Regions from separate parts of the Homo sapiens genome. Here region 2 is linked to region 1. A link is a loop called in an ENCODE intact Hi-C map of the cell type or tissue named here. Cell type or tissue: A673. All regions are shown on one strand. Each heading gives the region's core, and the rest is flanking DNA. Links, peaks and the distances in the headings are about the cores only.

The links. Peaks named below come from ENCODE experiments on the same cell type or tissue, not always from the same donor. Only the 100,000 strongest peaks of a DNase experiment are listed, where the experiment ranks them.
Region 2: it touches region 1 in a loop (4-fold over the local background); 4 of 110 quality-filtered maps call a loop at or near these places.

What each region holds. Positions count from the first base shown.
Region 1 is chr3:122,387,625-122,398,615 of GRCh38, reverse strand. All of the region lies in intron 1 of FAM162A (family with sequence similarity 162 member A), which reads right to left. Among named protein-coding and RNA genes, the nearest start is that of FAM162A, 8.9 kb to the right of the region's middle. In A673, for the core only: CTCF peaks have their summits at 5,338 and 5,543 (motif pointing left); DNase peaks (open chromatin) are centred at 2,835 and 5,515; H3K27ac peaks cover 1,290 bases.
Region 2 is chr3:123,253,063-123,264,053 of GRCh38, reverse strand. SEC22A (SEC22 homolog A, vesicle trafficking protein) reads right to left here. Exons shown (of 7, transcript NM_012430.5): 6 at 4,465-4,530. Among named protein-coding and RNA genes, the nearest start is that of SEC22A, 57 kb to the right of the region's middle. In A673, for the core only: a CTCF peak has its summit at 5,036; a DNase peak (open chromatin) is centred at 5,063.

The sequences.
Region 1 (10,991 bases), core at 2,084-10,083:
TTGTTAAAGAAACCAGTCTTTAGTCCTATAGTGTCCCTCAATTTTAGATTTTGCTTATCACACCCCCATGGTGTTGCCCAACATATTCTCCAAACTCCTCTATTCCTTGTAAACAGATTTTTGAGGCTTGAAAGATTTAGATTAGATCTTTTAGCAAGAATGTCATAGGTGGTATTGTGTCTGTCTTATTATGCCACATCAATAGGCATATGCCAATTTTGTCTCTTTTCATATTAAGATTGTTCAGTACATGCTATCAGTCTGATTCACCTTTTAGAAAGTTCCCCATCAACCTTTCATCTATCTTTTTTTTTTAGCAGACAATGGTGATTATTACCTAGATCCATTCATTTCATTAGGGATTGCAAAATGGTGGTATTCTCCCCCTTCACATTAACTATTTGGTTATCTTAAGGCATAAACCGTGCAGAAAATGTGGAATAAATGCTGGATTCTTTCCCTTTATTTGCCAGTTTTAAAATGAACAAATTGGTTTTCTTGCACTTCCTTACGTTGCATTTTTACACATGTGATGTGCTCTAGACTGTTTCAGTTGTTCCTTTTAATCCCATTGGGAACCCTTCTAAGTTGGCTCCCGAGTCCTTTCAACACATCATCAGTGGTCATTGATAGCTTTCTTTCTGACAAGATATTCCAGACTGATTTTAAATGTTTTCTGCCCGAGTTGGAATCACACATTCCTCCCAATGGGCTCTGGTTCTTTTAAAGAAATGTTTTTAGAGACTCCTTAGTGGGGGCTCATTTTTTTTCAGTTTGTCACTGTTTTTGCCTTTTCAGTGAACAAAGCTAGGAAATACCTTCATAAAATAAATACATTTAAGACATTAGTTTTGATTAGCAATTGTTACCTTCAGCTTTAGCATGAATAATTTTAATTAATTAAAATCAGAAGCAGAGACAACCAGAAATAGTTTTGATCAGGTGGGAGAAAAGGAGAGTAATTCTGATCTTGGGATTGTGGTGCAGATGAGGCCAGGTCTGGTACAGGCTCCTGAGAATCAGAAGACACCTAAGAGCCCCTGAGTCCCTAGGATGTGGAGCAGTGGAACAGAAATGAAAGCTGGAAAGGCACCAGAGATAAATCTGACTAGGGCTTTGCCACTATATGATGCTCTAGATGACAGAAATGGAATGTCCAAGACTTGTATTGAATGCAGTAAGAGTGTGCCCTCAGACCTTTGTGGTTAAAAATGAATTTGCTAATAGATAAAAAGACTGTGCCTTGGAAGTTCCAAACTCCCACTTGGGTGTCTTGCAGCCTCAGAGTTTGGAGCAGTAAGGGGAGGTGAGAGAGGGAGTAGGAGTAAAATATGGTTACAGAGGCGGTTTTCCCAATGATGGTGAAAAGCATCATTTCCTTACTTTTCCCCCCTTGCTGTTAAAAAAAAAAATCTTTTGAACATAACAATTTAAAAGACACTACTGTGGATTTCTCATGAAAATATGTTCATGGTTGTTAAGATTTTTAAAATAATACTTTTATTGATACATAATTCCCTACCATAAAACTCACTTTTAAAGTGTGAAATTTGGTGGTTTTCATATATTCACTAAGTTGTGTATTGATCACTAATTCCAGAAGACATTCATCACCCCAGAAAGAAATCCTGAATACATTAGCAGTCATTCCCTGTTTCCTCCTTCCCCCAACCCTAAAAGTCACAGTCTCTATGGATTTACATATTCTGGACATTTTATATAAATGGAATCATACAACATGTGGCCTTTTATGACTGTCTTCTTTTACTTATATTTTCAAGGTTCATCCATGTTGTAGCATTTGTCAGCACTTGATTCCTTTTTATTGACAAATTTTATTCCACTATACCAGAGTTTGTTTACACATTAGTCAACTAATGGACATTTGGGTGGTTTCCACTTTTTGGCTATTATGAATAATACTGTTATAAACATTTGTGTACAAGTTTTTGAGGAACATGTATTTTCATTTGTGGGGTATATACTAAGGGGTGAAACAACTGGGTGATATAATTCTCCATTTAATCATTTAAGGAATTACAAGACCATTTTCCAAGTGGCTGTAACATTTCACATTTCCATATATGAGGGATCCAATTTCTTCACATCCATACCCACATTTGTTATTCTTTTTGATTATAACTGTCCCAGTAGGTAGGAAGTGGTATCTCATTGTAGTCTTAAGTTACATTTATCTAATGAGTAATAATGAGGATCTTTTCATGTACTAATTGGCCATTTGCATATCTTCTCTGGAGAAACATCTATTTAGGTCCTCTGCCTATTTTTTTTTAAGTAGGGTTATGTCTTTTCATTTTTGAGTTGTAAGAGTTCTTTCCTTATCTGATATGTACTTTGCAAATATAGTCTCCCACTCCATGGGTATCTTTTCACTATCTTGATGATGTCCTTTGAAGTACAAAAAAATTTAATTTGGGTGAGGTCCAGTTTATCCATCTTTTCTTTTATTGCTTGAGCTTTTGGTGCCATATACGATATCACAAAGATTTACTCCTATATTCTAAGAATTTTATAGTTTTAGCTCTAACATTTAGGTCTGTGATCCATTTTGAGTTATACTAGTATACTTTCTGTGAAAAGGATCCAAATTCATTCTTTGGCATGTAAATATCCAGTTCTCCCAGCACCACTTGTTTAAAAGACTGTTCTTTTCCGCACTGAGTTGTTTTAGCGCCATATAGAAAATCAATTGACTGTAAATATGAGAGTATATTTCTGGACTATCAATTCTATTCCACCGATCTAAATGTCTGTCCTTATGCCAGCACCACACTGTCTTAATTATTACAGCTTTGTAGTTAAGTTTTTAATCAGGAAGTATGAGTCATCCAACTTGGCTTTTCTTTTTAAAGATTAGTTTGCCTACTCAGGGTCCCTTAAATTTCTAAATTTCTGTATGAATTTGAGGATCAGCTTGTCAATCTCTACAAAGACCCCAGCTGGGATTTTGTTGGGGATTGTGTTGAATCCATAGATCAATTTGAGGAATTCTTCCATCTTAAAAATATTAAGTCTCTCAAACCATGAACATGGGATGTCTTTCCATTTATTTGGGTCTTCTTTAATTTCTTTCAGTAGTGTTTTTGCAATTTCCAGAGTACGTTTTAAACTTCGTTATTCTTTTTGATGCTATTATAAATGGAATTTTCTTCATGTTTGCATTATTTATTGCCCATTTATCTTGCATACTGCAAAACTGTTCAACATTTAGTCTAACAGGGTATGTGTGTGTGTATTCCTTAGGATTTTCTATATACATGATCATGTTATCTGGGAATATAGTTTTACTTCTTTTGCCACTTATTGTTTTTCCTGCCTAAATTCCCTAACGAGAACCTCCAGTAAGTACAGTGTTGAACAGAAATGTCTGTTGAAAATGGACATCCTTGTCATGTCATGGGGGAAACGCATTCAGCCTTTCACCATTAAGTCCGATGTTAGTTGTGGGTTTTTCATTTAATGCCCTTTATCAGGTTGAGGAAGTTCCTTTCTATTCATAGTTTCTGAGTGTTTTTATAATGAAGAGGAGTTGCATTTTGTCAAATGCTTTTTCTGTGTTTACTGATGTGGTTATGTGTTTTTTTCCTTTATTCTATTAACATGGTGAATGATGTTGAGTCAGGAGTCCTAACCTTACATTTTTAGCATACATCCCACTTGATCAGTCTATAATTTTTCATGTCACTGGATTCATTTTGTAGCAGTTCTTGAGGATTTCTGCATCAATATTCCTAAGGGATATATATGGGTCTATAGTTTTCTTGAGATTTTTTTGGGAGGGGTTTGGTATGAGGATAATGTGGCCTCATCAAATGTATTGGGAAGTGATCCCTCCTCTTTTGTATTTTGGAAGAATTTGTGAAAGATTAATTCTATTTTTTTCTTTAAATGTTTGGTAGAATGCACAATTGAAGCCATCTGGGCCTGGACTTTTTCTTTGCAGGAAGTTTTAAAATCACTAGTTCAATCTCCTGTTACAGGACTTTTCAGATATTTTATTTTTTCTTGACTTAGTTTTGATAATTTTTCTTTTTCTAAAAGTGTGTCCATTTCATCTGGTTTATGTAATTTTTGCCATAGAGTTGTTCATAGTCTCTCCTTGTATCCTTTGTGTGTTTGGCCACAGAGGTCTGTCTGGTTATCTTAGTGGTCAGCTAGTAACTGGAGAGACTAATAAATGCCTTTAAGTTTATTAAGTGTTTGCCTACGGGCTGTGTGTGCATGTTGGGGCATGTCTTCTACCCTCAGGCAGGCAGTCTGCAACACTGCCTTAGCCTTCTGATATAGTTTGGATCTGTACCCCCACCCAAATCTCATGTTGAAATGTAACCCCCAGTGTTGGAGGTGTGGCCTGGTGGGAAGTGAGTGGATCATGGGGGTGGATTTCTCATGAATAGTTTAGCACCATCCTTCTTGGTGCTGTCCTCGTGATAGTGAGTTCTTATGAGATCTGGTCGTTTAAAAGTGTGTGGCACCTCCCTGATCTCTCTTGCTCTTGCTCTGGACATGTGACATGCCAGCTCCCCCTTCGCCTTCCACCATGATTGTAAGTTTCCTAAGGCCTCCCTAGAAACTTGACAAATGCCAGTATCATGTTTCCTGTACAGCCTGAAGAACGATGAACCAATTAAACTGCTTTTCTTTATAAATTACCTAGTCGTAGGTATTTCTTTTTAGCAATGCGAGACTGGCCTAACACACCTTCCATTCGTGCTCGGACAGAGACTAAATGTGAGGTGAGAGCTTAGAGACCTCTCAGGTTTTTCCTGGAAAATGTGTCCAACCTTACACATATTACATTCTAGAAATATGTCAGAGCTTTCCAGATGTCAGGATGGACATCTCATTCCCCAGCTTCTTGTTTGACCCAGCTGTTACCCACTCCATGTTATGTCAAACAAGTGCTGCTGATTATTTTCAACAAATGCACCAGGGAAAACACTGTTTGCAGTGAATAAACTCCAAGTCAGGTGAAAAAAGATAAGCCCTGTGAGTGGGGTTTCCAGCGAACTGTCAGACAAGTCAAATAGTAACAATTCTCTGCAGCTGGAAGTTTTGGAAAACTCTTAAACCCATTCTGCCTTCTTCAGTGCCTGCAAGGCTGCTGGTTTTCAAAGTAACTGTGATTTGTGAGGCTGTTGGTTTTCAAGACTATTGTGAAGCTGAAAGAAGACAGGAATAAAGCAAGTTAAAACTCCACAAAACTTGCTGTCCTACCACGATTTCAGGCTTTTTTTTTTGGATAAATGCTCCTCAGATTGTCACAAATGCCTGGTAATTTTCCAGAGTTCTGGAAAAGTTGCTTCTGCCAACTTCTGGCAGTGTTATCATTGCTTTTGGGTAAAAATGGATTTTCAGAGGTCCTTACTCTTGACACACCAGAAGTTGGAATCTCTATTTGTGGTTACCTGGCACACAGTCTTTTTCATAAAAGGCCTCATTTATTTTGTTTTCTAGGGCTATAAATGCCAGAAAGCTTTGCCTGGATCTGGCAAACACAACATCAGTGCCACCTAGTGGAAAGGAGATAAATTAACTGCTTTTAGCTTGTTTCCTCATTTAAAATGTGGATAATGCAGTGTTTCTTGTACCAAAGTTGATTTGAGGGTTAAATGGAAAAGCAAATATGGGAGCATCTGGTAAGATGCTTGAAACACAGCAGGCTCTCTAACTGTTAAGTTTATTTTTTTTTTGAAATATTATGTAAAACATTAACTTTGATAAAACTTCTAGAACACTTTTCAATTTTACCCCTAATGTGGTCAGGATTTCTGACAAAGTTAATTATGCAGTTATGAGGCCATGGGAAAAGTCTATGAAACTCTTCAATAGATTTTCATAGCACTCAGGATTAAGACACAATTATTAAATCCTGTGATCTTCAAATTTTAGTGTTTTAGTGTTTGGTGTGAATCAGAGGAATGCCTTGTTAAAACACAAATCATGAGGCTGTCTACCTCCAGTTTCTGCATCCACAGTTCTGGAATGGAGGCTGGGAATTCGCATTTCTAACAAGTTCCTAGGTGATGCTGCTATGCTGGTTCTGGACTATACTTTGAGAACCTAGGCTTTTCTCTCCCCTAAGATGTGGTTAAATATACATAACATAAAATTTACCATTTTAATTATTTTAAGTGTACAATTCAGTGGCATTAAGTACATTTACACTGCTGTGCAACTATTACTACTATCCATCTCCAGGACTTTTTCATCTCCCCAGAGAACCACTGGTTTAATGTGACCTACAAGGCCCCATCTCACACAATGCTATCCCATTCCTCCTTTGGCAGGCACTTACAAAAGGAACAAGGTTAACCGGCAGCAAGCTAGAAGGACTCTGCTCTTTAAACAGAAAAAGAATCAATAATTATTTCCTAAGACAGCTGTCCTTTCCCATTCCTCCTAATTATAGAACAAAGGCAGTTTAGGAGAACAGAAGACAAACTGCCTCTCAGCTAGCTCAGTTTGAGAAATAATAAAGCAAAAAATGCTAACATGTATACCTACTATCAGTGACATCGATGTATGTTGGAGTAATTCATTCAACAAAGTACTTCCTATGTGCCAGGCATTGTTTTAGGCAATATATAAAAAAGATAAAAATCTGTGCCAATAGAACTTGCATTCTACTGGGGAGAAAGTTATACATATGTTAGATACTAAGTGCCAGAGAGAAAAAAATAAACAATGGGGACATGAAGTATGTGTTTGGAATGGGCTGTGTATGAAATTTTACATAGAGTAGTTAGGAAGTCCTCTGTGAGAATGTCACTCTTGAAGGGAAGCAAGGGCTAGCTATGCAGCTATCTGGTGGAAGAATATTCCAAACAGAAAGAATTATAAATGCAAAGACCCTAAAAGATTCTAGAGCCCATAAAGAGAAGGCCAGTATGGCCAGAACAGAATGAATAATGGGAAGACAAGTAGAATTTGATGTGAGAGAGGTACTGAGGTAGTTATGGAGGGTAAGGACTTGGAGACATGAGAGGTTCACCTAGATCAGACTGTATCTCCCAACTTTTTCTTACTACAACTTCATATTGTATGCTAATAACTTTTACCTCCCTACAGTATAAATGCTGATTAAAACATACACACATATTATCTTATTATAGATATTAGAATAATAGACTAATGTAAATATATTTTTTTAAAGATGAGGTCTTGCTTTAAAAATATTTTTAAAAATGTTATCACTACATAGTGAAACCCCACCTCTACAAAAAATACAAAAACTAGCTGGGCGCAGTGGCATGTGCCTGTGGTCCCAGCTACTCAGGAGGCTGAGGCAGAAGGGTGGCTTGAGCCCTGGAGGCAGAGGTTGCAGAGAGCTGAGATCATGCCACTGCACTTCAGCCTGGGCGATAATGCCAGACCTTCTCTCAAAAATAAAATAAAATAAAATTTTAAATTTTAAAAAGTTATCGCTAAAAAATGTCTGAAGTATTTGATGTGGTCTTGGTTTTTATTTTGCAATTATAACAACATGAAAGCATAAACAAACTTTAATATCATTACTAAGACCTTCGTTTTCTCTCAAAGAGACAGAATATATTGACCAGACGTCCAAGCCAGAAATTTTCCATCCTCTGGTGGATCACGATTAAAAACATACAAACCAAAAGAAAAACAGCCCTTTAACCCTCTAGCTGGACTTAACAGCTTGTCCCTGGCTGACCAATTCTGTGTCTCCAGGGCCCTAGCAGGAAGTTAAGATGAAGCCTCACAGCTGTCTCTAAGGCTCTGGGTGGCAAACGGCTAATCTTAAGAGTAAAGGTTCTTAACTTTTTTATCTATCGAAATCACCTGGGGGACCCTGTGAAACAGATTACTGGACCCAACTGATACAGTCAGTATGGACAGAACCTGAGAATGTGCACTTCTAACAATTGCCCAGGTAATGGTGAAACTTCTGCTATGGGGGACCCATAATCTGAAAACCAGTGCCTTAGAAATATCATTGCTAGCTGGAGGCTATAGTGGTCAGCCAGGGTGAGGCTGGTTGAAGTACCAGCTTCTCTCCTGGTAGTCCCCTCCTTTCCATAAATATCCTTTCCAACCCCATGATAGACAGTGAGGAAAGGTAGGGATGCTTTTTCTTTCTCAGAATCTTTCAAGGTCCTCTTGGAGAAAACCATAGGTGATGTGACTGGAGATATGACAACTCTCTGGGAATCAGAGAATCAATATTACAACCCACTCCCCAGAGTGTCTATCTGAAACTCTCTAGGCCTTAGCTGTTGACCTGGGCTTTGTGACAGAAACAGACTCCCTATATCCGTTTTCTCATCCTTCCCTGCAGGCTTGAAGAAATACCAGTCTTCCTTTATTCTTAAGTAGTAATCCCTCTGCTGAGGGATGTCGTACCAAACTTATCCTTATTTTCCACTGCCTTTTTCCTGCCAAATGTTATCTCCCCCATCTTTAAAATCAAAACTAAAAAACTTATTTTTTTTTTTAGAGACAAGGTCTCACTTTGTCACCTAGGGTAAAGGGCAGTGGAGAGATCATAGCTCACTGTAACTTTGAACCGGGCTCAAGCGATCCTCCTGTATCATCTTCTGGAGTAGTTGGGACCACAGGCAGATGCCACCATGTCTAGCTAATTAAAAAAATTTGTTTTGTAGAGATCGGGTCTCACTATGTAAAAACCTTTGTACCACCAAGTTGTTACACACCATGTTATGTAAAAAGCTTTTAGTAAAACAAACTTTAAATGATAAAAGTAACACTTGCTCATTACAGAAAATTTGGAAGTTAAAAAAAGATGTGAAGAAAAATAAAAGCACTCATAATCATAGCACTTAGGGATAACAACTTGGTGCATTAATATTTCTTTTCAGACCTTTCCTATACTTACATAAAACATATACATTTTTCATAATCAGATAATACTGTATCTTGCTATGTCACAAATACTTTCCAAGATATTAATACTTTTAATAGCTGTATAAAACCCGACACACAGCTATAATCTGAATGTAGTAATTCCCTACAACTTGATTTCTTTCCAATTTTTCAGTGTTATAAGTAATGTTTCAATGAACAGTTCTCTACATACATCTTTGATGGTATTTCTGATTATTTCCTTAGAATAAAATCCTGGAAGTGAAGGGTAAAAGGGTATGAACCCCTTTAAGTTTCCATCTATCTATCTCATCTATCTATCTATCTATCTATCTATCTATCTATCTATCTATCTATCTATCTATCCATCTATACTACTTTCCAGAAAGGCTGACTACTTCTCCAGTAACTTCTACTAGTAGTTACTGAGAATTCTGTCTTATTACTCTACAATAACACTGAAGGTCCACTATGTTGGACAAAGCATTCACTTGTTCTCAACAGGTACTATTAATAAAATTCTTATTTCCTCTTTTTCATAGCTCAAATGATTGAATAAATGGCATGTATCTACTACTTCACTTCACCACCCACACTTTATTTTGCTACAATGTTTCCTTCTCCAATCATTTTACTAAAATTACTCTACCAACATTAGTGACCTCTTTCTAGTCATATGAATACATTTTTTTTTTTTTTGAGACGGAGTCTTGCTCTGTTGCCCAGGCTGGAGTGCAGTGCTGTGATCTCAGCTCACTGCAAGCTCTGCCTCCCGGCTTCACGCCATTCTCCTGCCTCAGCCTCCTGAGTAGCTGGGACTACAGGCGCCCACCACCACGCCCGGCTAATTTTTTGTGTTTTTAGTAGAGACAGGGTTTCACCGTGTTAGCAAGGATGGTCTCGATCTCCTGACCTCGTGATCCGCCCACCTCGGCCTCCCAAAATGCTGGGATTACAAGCTTGAGCCACCGTGCCCGGTCATGAATACATTTTTTTAGATTCTCATCATTAGCCCTTCTGACTCTACTCTTCCCATTTTTGTGGCCATTTGATTCGACTGATCTCATCTTTCTACAAGGATTCAATGCCTCCTTACATTGTACCACCAAATTCTCTCACTTCATCTCCAACCTCTATGACCAATCTTCTTTAATGTCTTCTTTCCCAGTTCCTATTATTTACACCATGTCACACCTCCAAGGCTTAGTCCTTGCTTCTATTCTGTGCTACTCTCTGGAAGGACTCCTCCATTCTGTTTTAAAAATCAACTCCAGACTAATTGCTCCCATATCTTTATCTCCATAACTTTACTCTTCCTTTGCCCTCAGGTCTTCAACCTCTCACAACCTATAACTCAGTGCCACCTAAACCTACTCAATAATGCACCATCTTCTCTGCCAAACTAACACAAATCTTTGATGGCGTTTCTGATTATTTTTCCAACTTTCTTATTTCTGACAATGAGGCAATACTTCTGTAGTCCTCAACATTAAAAAACTTGTCTTTAAGTCCTTCCTTACTCAGTATCTCCAAACTCATCCTTTCTTCAAGACACTTCCTAAATATATTCGTTATTTCCATCATCACCTCACACATCAGTTACTGTAATATCTTCATAGGTAGCAGCAATTCAACTGGTATGTAGTTGCTGAGTTAATTTTCCAGAAATGTTTCTTGTGTTACTTCTCCTGCTAAAAGGTTTTTTTGGTCCAAATTCATTTGGTTCAAACGTCTCCAAACACTACACTTTACCTCCTATTGCCTCCTGATCAAAATCCCTAAGGTAATCTTTCCTCTCTCATATCCTTTTTCAGACTCATTACCGCCCCTACATGTGCTCACAACTCATTACCGCCCCTACATGTGCTCACATCACTCTCACACCCCTTCATTTCAATGGAGCCTTCAAGAATCTCAGAATTCTTGAAGCCAATGGTATATTATATATGTTTGTTTGTTCATTGCAATAAATCAGCCCTAGGAGTGGGGCAGTCCATTCATTTTAGAGCCTTCACAGTATACACACAGGGCATCCATTGTGTACTCAATAAATACTTGGCAAGACCTGGAAAGGAGCAATAAGTAAAGCCAAATGTGGGGGTAGTTAAAATGCGTACGTTCTC
Region 2 (10,991 bases), core at 1,073-9,072, 870 kb before region 1:
AGCACACATCTATAGTCCTAGCTACTCAGGAGGTTTGAGCCCAGTTCAAAGCTGCGGTGAGGCTGTGATGGCATCACTGCACTCCAGCCTGGGTGACAGAGCAATACCTTGTCTTTAAAAAAAAAAAAGGAACAAATCATTTAATAGTACATTGAATACATATCATAGAATACTACTCAGCAATAAAAAGCAACAAATAATTGATTATGCAACAACTTGGCTGAATCTCCAGAGAATTATGCTGACTAAAAAAATGCCTATCTGGCTTATGCCTGTAATCCCAGCACTTTGGGAGGCTGAGGTGGGCGGATCACGAGGTCAGAAGTTGCCTGACCAACATGGTGAAACCCCATCTCTACTAAAAATACAAAAATTAGCCAGGCATGGTGGCGCACCTGTAATCCCAGCTACTCAGGAGGCTGAGGCAGGAGAATTGCTTGAACTGGGAAGTGGAGATTGCAGTGAGCCAAGATCGCGCCACTGCACTCCAGCCTGGGTGACAGAGCAAGACTCCGTCCCAAAAAAACAACAAAAAAATGCCTATCACAAAAGATTACTTCAAATGTTGAAGCCCTTAATCCCTAATGTGATGGTATTAGGAGCTGGGGCCTTTGGGAGGTAATTAGGTTTAGATAAAGTCATGAGGGCGGAGCCCCCATAATGGAATCAATGACTATGTAGGAGGAGGAAGAGATCTCAGCACTTTCTCTGTGTGAGGATATACTGAGAAGGCAGCCTTCTGCAAGCCAGGAAAAGGGCCCTCAGCAAGAACATGATGTGCCAGCATCTGGACTTCCAGATTCCAGAACTGTGAGAAAGAAATGTCTGTTGTTTAAGCCACCCAATCTATGGTATTTTCTTATAGCATTCTGAACTATGCCAGTTATATACTATATAATTCCATTTACATAATGTCCTTAAAATGAGAAAATTATAGAAATGGAGAATGCGTTAGTAATTGCCAGAGATTAAGGAGCGGTTAGATTAAGGAAGTGGATATGGCTATAAAAAGGCAACATGAGGGATCCCTGTGGTGACAGGAATGTTCTGTATCTTGACTGTATCAGTATCAATACTCTGGTTGTGATACCGTTTTATATAGTTTTGCAAGATGGTAACATTGGGGGAAACCAGTAAAGGGTACGTAAGATCTCTCTTGCAACTCCACGTAAATCTACAATTATCCCAAAATAAAAAGTTTAATTAGAAAAACTTTACCCATACACATATGTCTAAAACTTACTTTAAAAACAACTACAGAAGCTCCTTGGCTTACGATAGGGTCACATCCTGATATACTCATTATAAGTTGAAAATATCCTAAGTTAAAAATGTATTTAATACAATTAACTTACCAAACATCATAGCTTAGCCTAGCCTACCTTAAACATGCTCAGAACTTTGGCCTACAGCTGGGCAAAATCATCTAATACAAAGCCTATTTTATTCAAATATATTCATTATCTCATGTAATTTATTGAATAGTGTGCTGAAAACCAGAATGGTCATGTGAGTACCTGAAACATAGTTTCTACTGAGTGCATATCACTTTTGCATCATTAGAAAGTAAAAAAAGTTCCAAGTCGGGGATGGTGTGTTTATACACGCTATATGCACATACATAGAGAGTGAGATAAAGAAGGTGTTGCAAGATGTTAACAATTGATGACTCTAAGTATACTGGTTTTTCAACTTTTCTGTAAGTTTCAAGTTTTCAAAGTAAAACATTGAGGGAACAGGAAGTCTCTAGTTTCTTCACTGATCCTTTGCTTTCCTATTTGAAATGTTCCATATCAAGATTAATCCTATCAGGCTGAGCTCTGGGCTTCCATAAGCACCTGCATCCTGAAGAAAAAGATGACAAACCATGTGGTAATGGCTTTTCAGATCTGATCTAAAGAGGATTTAAAAATATCCTGACAACTGGAGACAGAGCATGTTATATGGTAAAACATAATTACTTAAGTTTTACTGTGGGGGAAAAAAACAGCATTATTATCACCCTGCTCATCATATTTAGAAAGCAGGCAGTTTCATGCCTTTCAATATGAAGGAAATTAGTTTTCTGCTTTTCTTTTTTAAAGCATGAATTTGTTTACTTCTCTCAAGTAAAAGAACACCTGAGTGACACCACTCTACCACGAAGCAACTCTCAGAACTACTCGAGGCTGTTCTGGGAAGTGTAACAGAGGTATGCCTATCTATAGCCTGGTAGTCACCTGCTCTGAAGTCACAAAGATCTGGGTTTAAGTCACTAACAAGCTATAAGAACTGTCTATACCTCAGTGAGGACGATATAATGGTATATCCTCCTTTTTGTGAGGATTTAATGGTACAATGACTATAAAAGGCTTAACACAAAATAAGAGCTCAATACATTCTGCCATTATTACTAAGCATTTACAATTACTTAAGACAAAGCAACCAAAACTTGTATTTTATAAGAATGATTATTCATAAAATTATATTAAATACCTCACAGTTTTAGATAAAAATCAAATGAGATCATGTGTATAGTTATAAAATTATAACTTTATTACATTATAAAAATTACACAAATTAGGAATTTTGCCTACAGACAGCATGATATAGTAGACAGAACACAATACTGAAAATCAGACACCCAGAGTTAAGTACTGACTCTACCACTTTCTGATTATGTGATCTCAGGACAGTACTGAAACTGTCTCCGTTTTCTCACTTTAAAAAATGAGATATTATCCCTTTTGTGACAGGATAGAAATTAAAATAGAAAATATATACAAGAATATTTCATAAAATTAAAGCACTATGTGACATTAACAAATATGTTTTCACATTTCCTGCATGAAGTGTCACTCATCACCATTAAATCTGTCAGATTTGACAGAAAATTTCTGAAGATAATATAAATGGTTAAGAAAATCAAGCAATTTTTTTGGTCAGGCGCGGTGGCTCACGCCTGTAATCCCAGCACTTTGGGAGGCCGAGGTGGGCGGATCACAAGGTCAGGAGATCAAGACCATCCTGGCTAACATGGTGAAACGTCATCTCTACTAAAAATACAAAAAATTAGCTAGGCATGGTGGCAGGAGCCTGTATTCCCAGCTACTCGGGAGGCTGAGGCAGGAGAATGCCGTGAACCTGGGAGGCGGAGCTTGCAGTGAGCCGAGATCGCACAACTGCACTCCAGCCTGGGCGACAGAGCGAGACTCCGTCAAAAAAAAAAAAAAAAGAAAAAGAAAATCAAGTGATTTTAAAAAATGAGGCCACTGGAACTAAAATGTCTAATGTCTTTACATAAAAGTCAAATACATATATTCAAAATACGTCCCTAAAGACGTCCACTGAACTTTAGGTAGTCTTATATTTGCAGTTCTGACTCTTAACATTTTTTCTAATTCAAGCTAGAAAAATGTGTCACTTACAAAAAAGTTAGGTCAAAAAGCCTTGCTTGCTGTAACACGTTTTAACAAAGACATTCTTGCATTTGGGTAACTGGTAACTTCCTTTCCTACAAATGTGTGCCTCCTCTGGCCTTGGAAATGTGACTATCAGTCTCCATGTCACCAAGGTGCAAAATCTCTTCCCTCCTTAAGTTTCACAGTCTTCAAGTCCCAGTGAGTCTTCCTTCTCAATGTCTATTTTTTTCTATCCTCACTGCCATTACCATATGTTGGCTTTCATTACCTTCTACCTGTAGTAATAATTCCAAACCAATTTCCTTGCTTCCAGTCTCTCTGCTCTTACAGTCCATTCTATTCATTACTGCTAAATTGAATCCTAAAATCCTGTTTTTACTGTGCTGTTCTCTATTCAAAAACTTCCCTCCAATACAAAATCCTCAGCCTAGAGTATAAGTAGAACCTGGAAGCTGAATAATCAACCACCAGAAAATCTAGTAGTTTTTTTTTTTTTTTTTTTTTTTTTTTTTTTTTTTTTTGAGATGTAGTCTCGCTCTGTTGCCCAGGCCGGAGTGCAGTGGCGCGATCTTGGCTCACTGCAACCTCTGCCTCCTGGGTTCAAGCAATTCTCCTGTCTCAGCCTCCCAAGTAGCTGGGACTACAGGCACACATCACCATGCCCGGCTAATTTTTGTATTTTTAGTACAGACAAGGTTTCACCGTGTTGGCCAGCTGGCCTTGAACTCCTGACCTCAAGTGATCTGCCCACCTCGGCCTCCTAAAGTGCTGGGATTACAGGCATGAGCCACCACACCCAGCCTAGAAGTAGTCTTTACTACCATAGGCAGATGACATACCACCACTGAAGCCTCAGCACAGGAAGAAGGTTAACATCAGGTTCACTGGGATGTATGTCTACTCAAAATGGAGACATAGGTCACAAAGTTAAAAGAGGCTCAAATTAAAAGAGAAGCAAAGAACTCAGAGTTTTAATAATTTATTTAAAATGCACAATTGTTAGAACTGATACCCGAAGTAAACAATAATGGTAAGTGTTTCTTTAAAATGGAAGAAAACCTACCTGGTAAAGGCAGGCTGCTGTTCCAAGGAAAAATGCAATGATGTAATTAAAATCATCACCATCACTCTGCAAAAGCAAAATAAAAGATTATTTTTGTTTCCGGTGGGAGCCCATTTCCAGAAACAATCCATCAAGATAGGATGTAACAATATTTACAAACAGTCAAAATTGTCACACACTGGTATATAGAAATTCTCAAGAGTCCTAAAATGAAAACATAAAGCACATTCTAAGACCTAAAGAGTGTGAGGTAGAGGTACAAGTGTTCCTCTTCATTTTGGCCACCCCCATCAATTTCATTCCACTCAAAAGAGGAAAACCACTGGGGAAAAGTTCTGACATAACGATAAAAGCCTCTCCTCCTACTGCTAAAAAAATCATGTAAAAATGTACAACACCCCAGTGGCTGACAAAGTTACTCCAGCTCACTAGGGTCATTACTTGATTCAAATACTGACAAACTTTACTGCTAGTAAGTATATCACTGAATTGTCCAATAAAGTAATTTGATATGATTTTTTTAAAAACTGTGAAAACTGAAAAGCTACTGTCCACTAGAGTGTGCTAAATCCCAACGTGAAAAATTAAGACTAATCAGTCTTGCATGCTATGCTAGAAAAACAGCCACCCAGAGGAAAAACAGAGATACCTCATGCATAGAATGTCTCTGAAAAGAAAACTAATGGAGACATGTAACAACCCATGCTTTCCTATGCCTTTTTGGTTCTTCTTAAATATCTACATTATCGACTTCTTTCAATGTTTTTATACAGTAAAAGATAAAGTTCGGGCAGGAGCATTACATTTTTTTTTCTTCCAGGCAGGAACATTAATTTGGCCCTTTTCTTATATTAGAGAGAAAAAAAAAACCTCTTTATACAATGATAATTTCCACAAGACACAGAAGAGTATCTCATTATCATTTCTTCATAAAATAGTATAAAGGAAAAATTCCTTTTGCACTGGTTATTGGGCAACTGATTGTAAGGCAGAGGAAAGCTGGCTTATCCTAGTGAGAAGATCTTAAAATAGGAACCACTCATCTGCCTGGGATGCTCAGGCCAGTTGCACCCCAGAGGCAAGGAAGGCCAACACCAAACCTTTCCAGTTTAATAATTCTAAAACCTTAAATAAGTTCTGCTTGATTATTTTTTCTTTAGTCCTTTACTTTTTAAATGACCTTTTTTTTTCTGATTATAAAAGTTCATGTTCATTGTAGAGAATCTGGAAAATACAGATTATACAAAGAAGAAATTAATATAACCTATAAATGCCACAACTCTGGGAAAATTACTGCCAACCCTTTCATGTATTTCCTTCCAGTCTTTTCTGTATATGTAGACACATTTTAAAAAATAGATTGATACTTTTATATACTACTTTTTAGTACTTCACAGTACTACACAAACACTTTCCCAAGACAGTAAATATTCCTCAACCACACGATTTGTAATGATTATATAACCTTTAATTGTGGGGATATACCATAATTTATTGTCCTACAATTGGATACTATAGTTTTCTCTAAATTTAGACTAACTCTCTTAATCACTCCTTCTTTTCTCTCTTTTCCTTCCTTCCTTTTTTTTTTTTTCAATGAGATGGAGTCTTGCTCTGTCACCCAGGCTGGAGTGCAGTGGCACAATCTTGGCTCACTGCAACCTCCACCTCCCAGGTTCAAGCGATTCTCCTGCCTCAGCCTTCAGAATAGTTGGGACTACAGGTGCGTGCCACCATGCCTGGCTACTTTTTTCTGTATTTTTAGTAGAGATGGGGTTTCACTGCGTTAGCCAGGATGGTCTCGATCTCCTGACCTTGTGATCTGCCCGCCTCGGCCTCCCAAAGTGCTGGGATTACAGGCGTGAGCCACTGCACCCGGCCTCTTTCTTTCGAGATTGAGTCTCGTTCTATCACCCAGCCTGGAATGCAGTGGCGCGATCTCGGCTCACTGCAACCTCTGCTTCCCAGGTTCAAGCGATTCTCCTGCCTCAGCCTCCCAAGTAGCTGGGATTACAGGCACCCATCACCATGCCTGGCCAATTTTTGTACTTTTTAGTAGAGAGTGGAGTTTCACCAGGTTGGCCAGGCTGATTTTGAACTCCTGACTTCAAGTGATCTGCCTGCCTCAGCCTCCGAAAGTGCTGGGATTACAGGCGTGAGCCACCGTGCCTGGCCTTAAATGCCTTTAAAACACTTAGGAGCATATTTCTAGAGTCAGTCAGACTTGGGTTCAAATATTTACTTATAATCTGGGACACTTATTTAATTTCCTCTTTTGAAAAATAAAAGTTGTAGAGATTAAGTGAAATAACATTTGCAAATACAAAGAAAAGTAACTGGTACATAGTAAGTACTCAGAAACATTCACTAACTCCTGTCTCCCTGGGGTTACTGTCTGTGTCACTTAAAAAATCTTTAATTGATACAGAGAAGACTGTCTACTAGCATATTATTCCATTTAATAAATATTTATCAAGCATTTACAAACCAGGTACTTTGTTACTATCCCTAGTACAGAAAAGAGTTAAGTCCAGCCAGGGCGGTGGCTCATGCCTGTAATCCCAGCACTTTGGGAGGCCGAGGTGGGCAGATCACGAGGTCAGGATATCGAGACCATCCTGGCTAACACAGTGAAACCATGTCTCTACTAAAAATACAAAAAATTAGCCGGGCGTGGTGGCGGGCACCTGTAGTCCCAGATACTCGGGAGGCTGAGGCAGGAGAATGGTGTGAACCTGGGAGGTGGAGCTTGCAGTGAGCCGAGACTGCGCCACTGCACTCCAGCCTGGGTGACAGAGCGAGAATCCACCTCAAAAAAAAAAAAAAAAAAAGGAAAGAAAAAGAAGAGTTAAGTCCACACCAACTTAAGGAGGTCACTCTAATTAAGGCAGATACGTAAGTCAATAATTACCACCCAAAGTGATAACTGATGGCACAGGTGTGTGTAGAGGATACTAAGGGAGCCCAATGGAGACACATCTAATTCTGCATAGAGAAAAAAGAAAGGCCAGGGAAGACTTCCTAGATGGAGTAAAGCTTAAACTGGGTCTTAAAGGCTGAACCAGGTAGGCAAGGTAGGAAGAGAATCAAAGGCAAAGGAAGTAGTGCGTACAGTGTCAAAGAGGGAGGAGATTAAGATTGACTCAGAGGCTTCTTGTTTAGGCAACGTTTGAATGACACCATGCACTAAGTTGGGCATATGGAAGAAAAGTAATTCAAGAGCAGAAAATACTGAGCTCACTGTGGGACATGCTATTCTAGAGCTGCTAGTGGGACATCCAAATAATTATACTTAGCAGATATTTCAGTCTGCTTCAGGAAAGAGTTTGATCCAGAGATCTAACTTGGCAGTCTTCTATTTTAATAGTAGTTAAATGAAAGGCCTATGACAACCAAGTAAAAATCTCAATTCTTGATTAGCTCCTAGATTAGAGAGAGGAACAAAACACTATATAGAACATTCTGGGGGCAACTATGGAAATTTGAATACAGATTTTCTATTAGGTAATACTATACTAATGTTAAATTCTTTGGTGTGATTAAGGTATTATGATTACGTAAAAGAATATCTTAGCTCTTAAGACATACATATTGAATTCAATTTTGGAATAAACTGAGATGATACCTACAGTATTAACTTTGAAATGACTCAGTAAAAAAAAAAAAAGAAAGAAGAAAGTAAAATGGTAGGTAGGTATATGGGGTGGATGTTAATTCTGCTGTTCTTTAAACTTTTCTATAAGTTTGAATTCTTTCAAAATAAGATGTTATGTGGTGCAGCAAAAGGAAAACGCAAATATTTAATAAAAAGTCATGCGGCCACTAAAAAGAATAGATCTCCGTGTACTGATGTGAAATAAACTCCTACATATTTTTAGACTTAAAAAGATGCAAATTAGTATTGAGTATGCTATCATTTTCATAAAAATTTTAAAAGAATAATTGCATAAGTAAATATATAAATACCTATATACTAGCATAGGCACATAATCTCCCTAGAAGGATGACTCTGAGGAAGAAAGTTGGGAGGCAATTACTTTTCTGTGAAAATATCAACTCTTATAGGCTTTGAAATTTTTATGTGCATATTTTACTGTGTGTGTGTGTATGTGTGTGTGTATGTATAAATGTATGTGTATTTTTTCAAAAAGGCCATTATGAAAGTAACCAAGAAGAGGGCATGGAGTTGGAAGAATATAAAGCCAAGGACAGAATACTGGAGAATGCCACTATGTAAAGGACAGGTGGAGGAAGAAAGTGTATCAAATAAACTGAGGAATAGGAAGAGAAAGAGAGAAACAAAACAAAACAAAACAAAACGGGAGAAAACAGTTTCATAAAAATGAACGGATGAGAGATTTGTCATGAAGAAAAATGTAAATACATTAAACTATTAACAGTGACTTGTGTCTATGTTTCCTGAAATAAAATTCATTTTTTGAAATTAAACAAGGAAATGTTTAAAAGGAAGAACATAATGACAGATGAGGCAGAGAGGGTACATAAGATAAGACTCTAAAGAGTTTCTGCTGTATTTGGCAATTGAAAGGATACTGGTGAGCTTAATGGTGGATATCTGAGAGAATTACAGGAGCAGAAAAGAGATCATAGTAGACTAAGACTCATAGGTGGGAACTGAACAATGAGAACACTTGGACACAGGAAGGGGAATATCATACACTGGGGTCTGTTGTGGGGTGGGGTGAGGGGGGAGGGATAGCATTAGGAGATATACCTAATGTAAATGACGAGTTAATGGGTGCAGCACACCAACATGGCACATGTATACATATGTAACAAACCTGCACGTTGTGCACATGTACCCTAGAACTTGAAGTATAATAAAAAAAAAGAAAAGAAAAGAAATAGAGGGTAAAGGAGCAAGACAACAAATGTAGTCTACTCTCTCAAAAAATTAGAAGAGAGCATACGTAAAGAGGCTTTTTTGGTTTTGTTATTGTTTGTTTTTTAAAGAACAGCAGGGCTGAGGGAAACGAGCCAGTAGGGAACCAGCAGATGAAATGTAGGTGAAGGAATAGCCAGAGGTTGGAAGGTGGGCAGAGGTTAGGAACAAGGACAAAAGTGGGAGTGGACAGAGGTGGGGAAACAGAGACAGGAAGGAAGGCAGAGGAGAGGAAGAAGAGGGCAGAGGTAAGGAGTTCCAATACACATTTTTATGAATGTCACTATTCACCTTTAGGGGATACTAGAGTACCAATGTATTGCTCTGAAAACAAATAAAGGACATTTTCTTTTAAAGATGAGGATGGGTCAGGGGCAGTGGCTCATGCTATGATCTTAGCACTTTGGGAGGCCAAGGTGGGAGAATTACTTGAGGCCAGGAGTTTAAGACCAACCTGGCCAACACAGCGAGACCCTGTCTCTTTAAGAAAAAAAAAGATGAGGATGAAGGTAAACAAAAGCCTCATATAATAGCCACACAATGTATTAGGAGGATACTATTAAAATGTTTATAATAATTAGGGAATATTTACTTTTTAATATTAAGTGAAAAAAGGACATAATGGATACATGTACATGTATGAAAATTTGGTGATAATTTTTATTTTATTCTTTATACATTTCCCCCAACTCTTTTTTGTTATTTTTATTTTATTTATTTATAACTTTTTTATTTTCTTTCTCCACTTTTTAATGTTATTTAATCTTTATTATCTTCTATTTTATGGCACTGTCTTGTAGGATCTCCTAATTCTTTAACAATGAATTAGCATATAATCAGAAAAAATGCTTTTATTTCTTTTGAAAGAAAGTAAGCACCACACCTTAGCATAGATATGTCACTAAATAAATGAAAAAGTTCTGTTAAGTATTAGCAGGGACATAATTTCTTTCTTTCTTTTTTTTTTTTTTTTTGAGATGGAGTCTTGCTCTGTCGCCCAGGCTAGAGTGCAATGGCACAATCTTCGGCTCACTACAACCTCCGCCTCCCAGGTTCAAGCAATTCTCCTGCCTCAGCCTGCGGAGTAACTGGGATTATAGGCACCTGCCACCGCGCTCAGTTAATTTTTGTATTTTTAGTAGAGATGGGGTTTCACCACATTGGCCAGGCTGGTCTTGAACTCCTGACCTCGTGATCCACCTGCCTTGGCCTCCCAAAGTGCTGGGATTACAAGCGTGAGCCACCGTGCCTGGCCAGCAGGGACATAATTTCTTTAAAAGGCATCAACAAGTCTATGGGAAAGAAGATAAGAAATAAAAGCAAGTTGATGACTTCTGCTTTGTAGAAGCTTTTACAAACAATTTTAGAATCCGAGAAATCTTAGATTGTCTGTCCTAAGACCTAAGAAATGGCCCCTGGGCTTATGTAGTCTAAAATCTTCATCTTGCAGAATTGCAAGATGAGATACAAGAAGGTAAAATAACCCATGCAGGGTCACAAAGTTACTGGCAGATGGGACCCAGGTATCTTAACTTCCAGGTCAGCATTTCTACTGAGATATCAAAAGATTCCATTTTTTTTCTAATGTGCCATATGCAAATTACTTCCAGGTTGGTATTAGCCT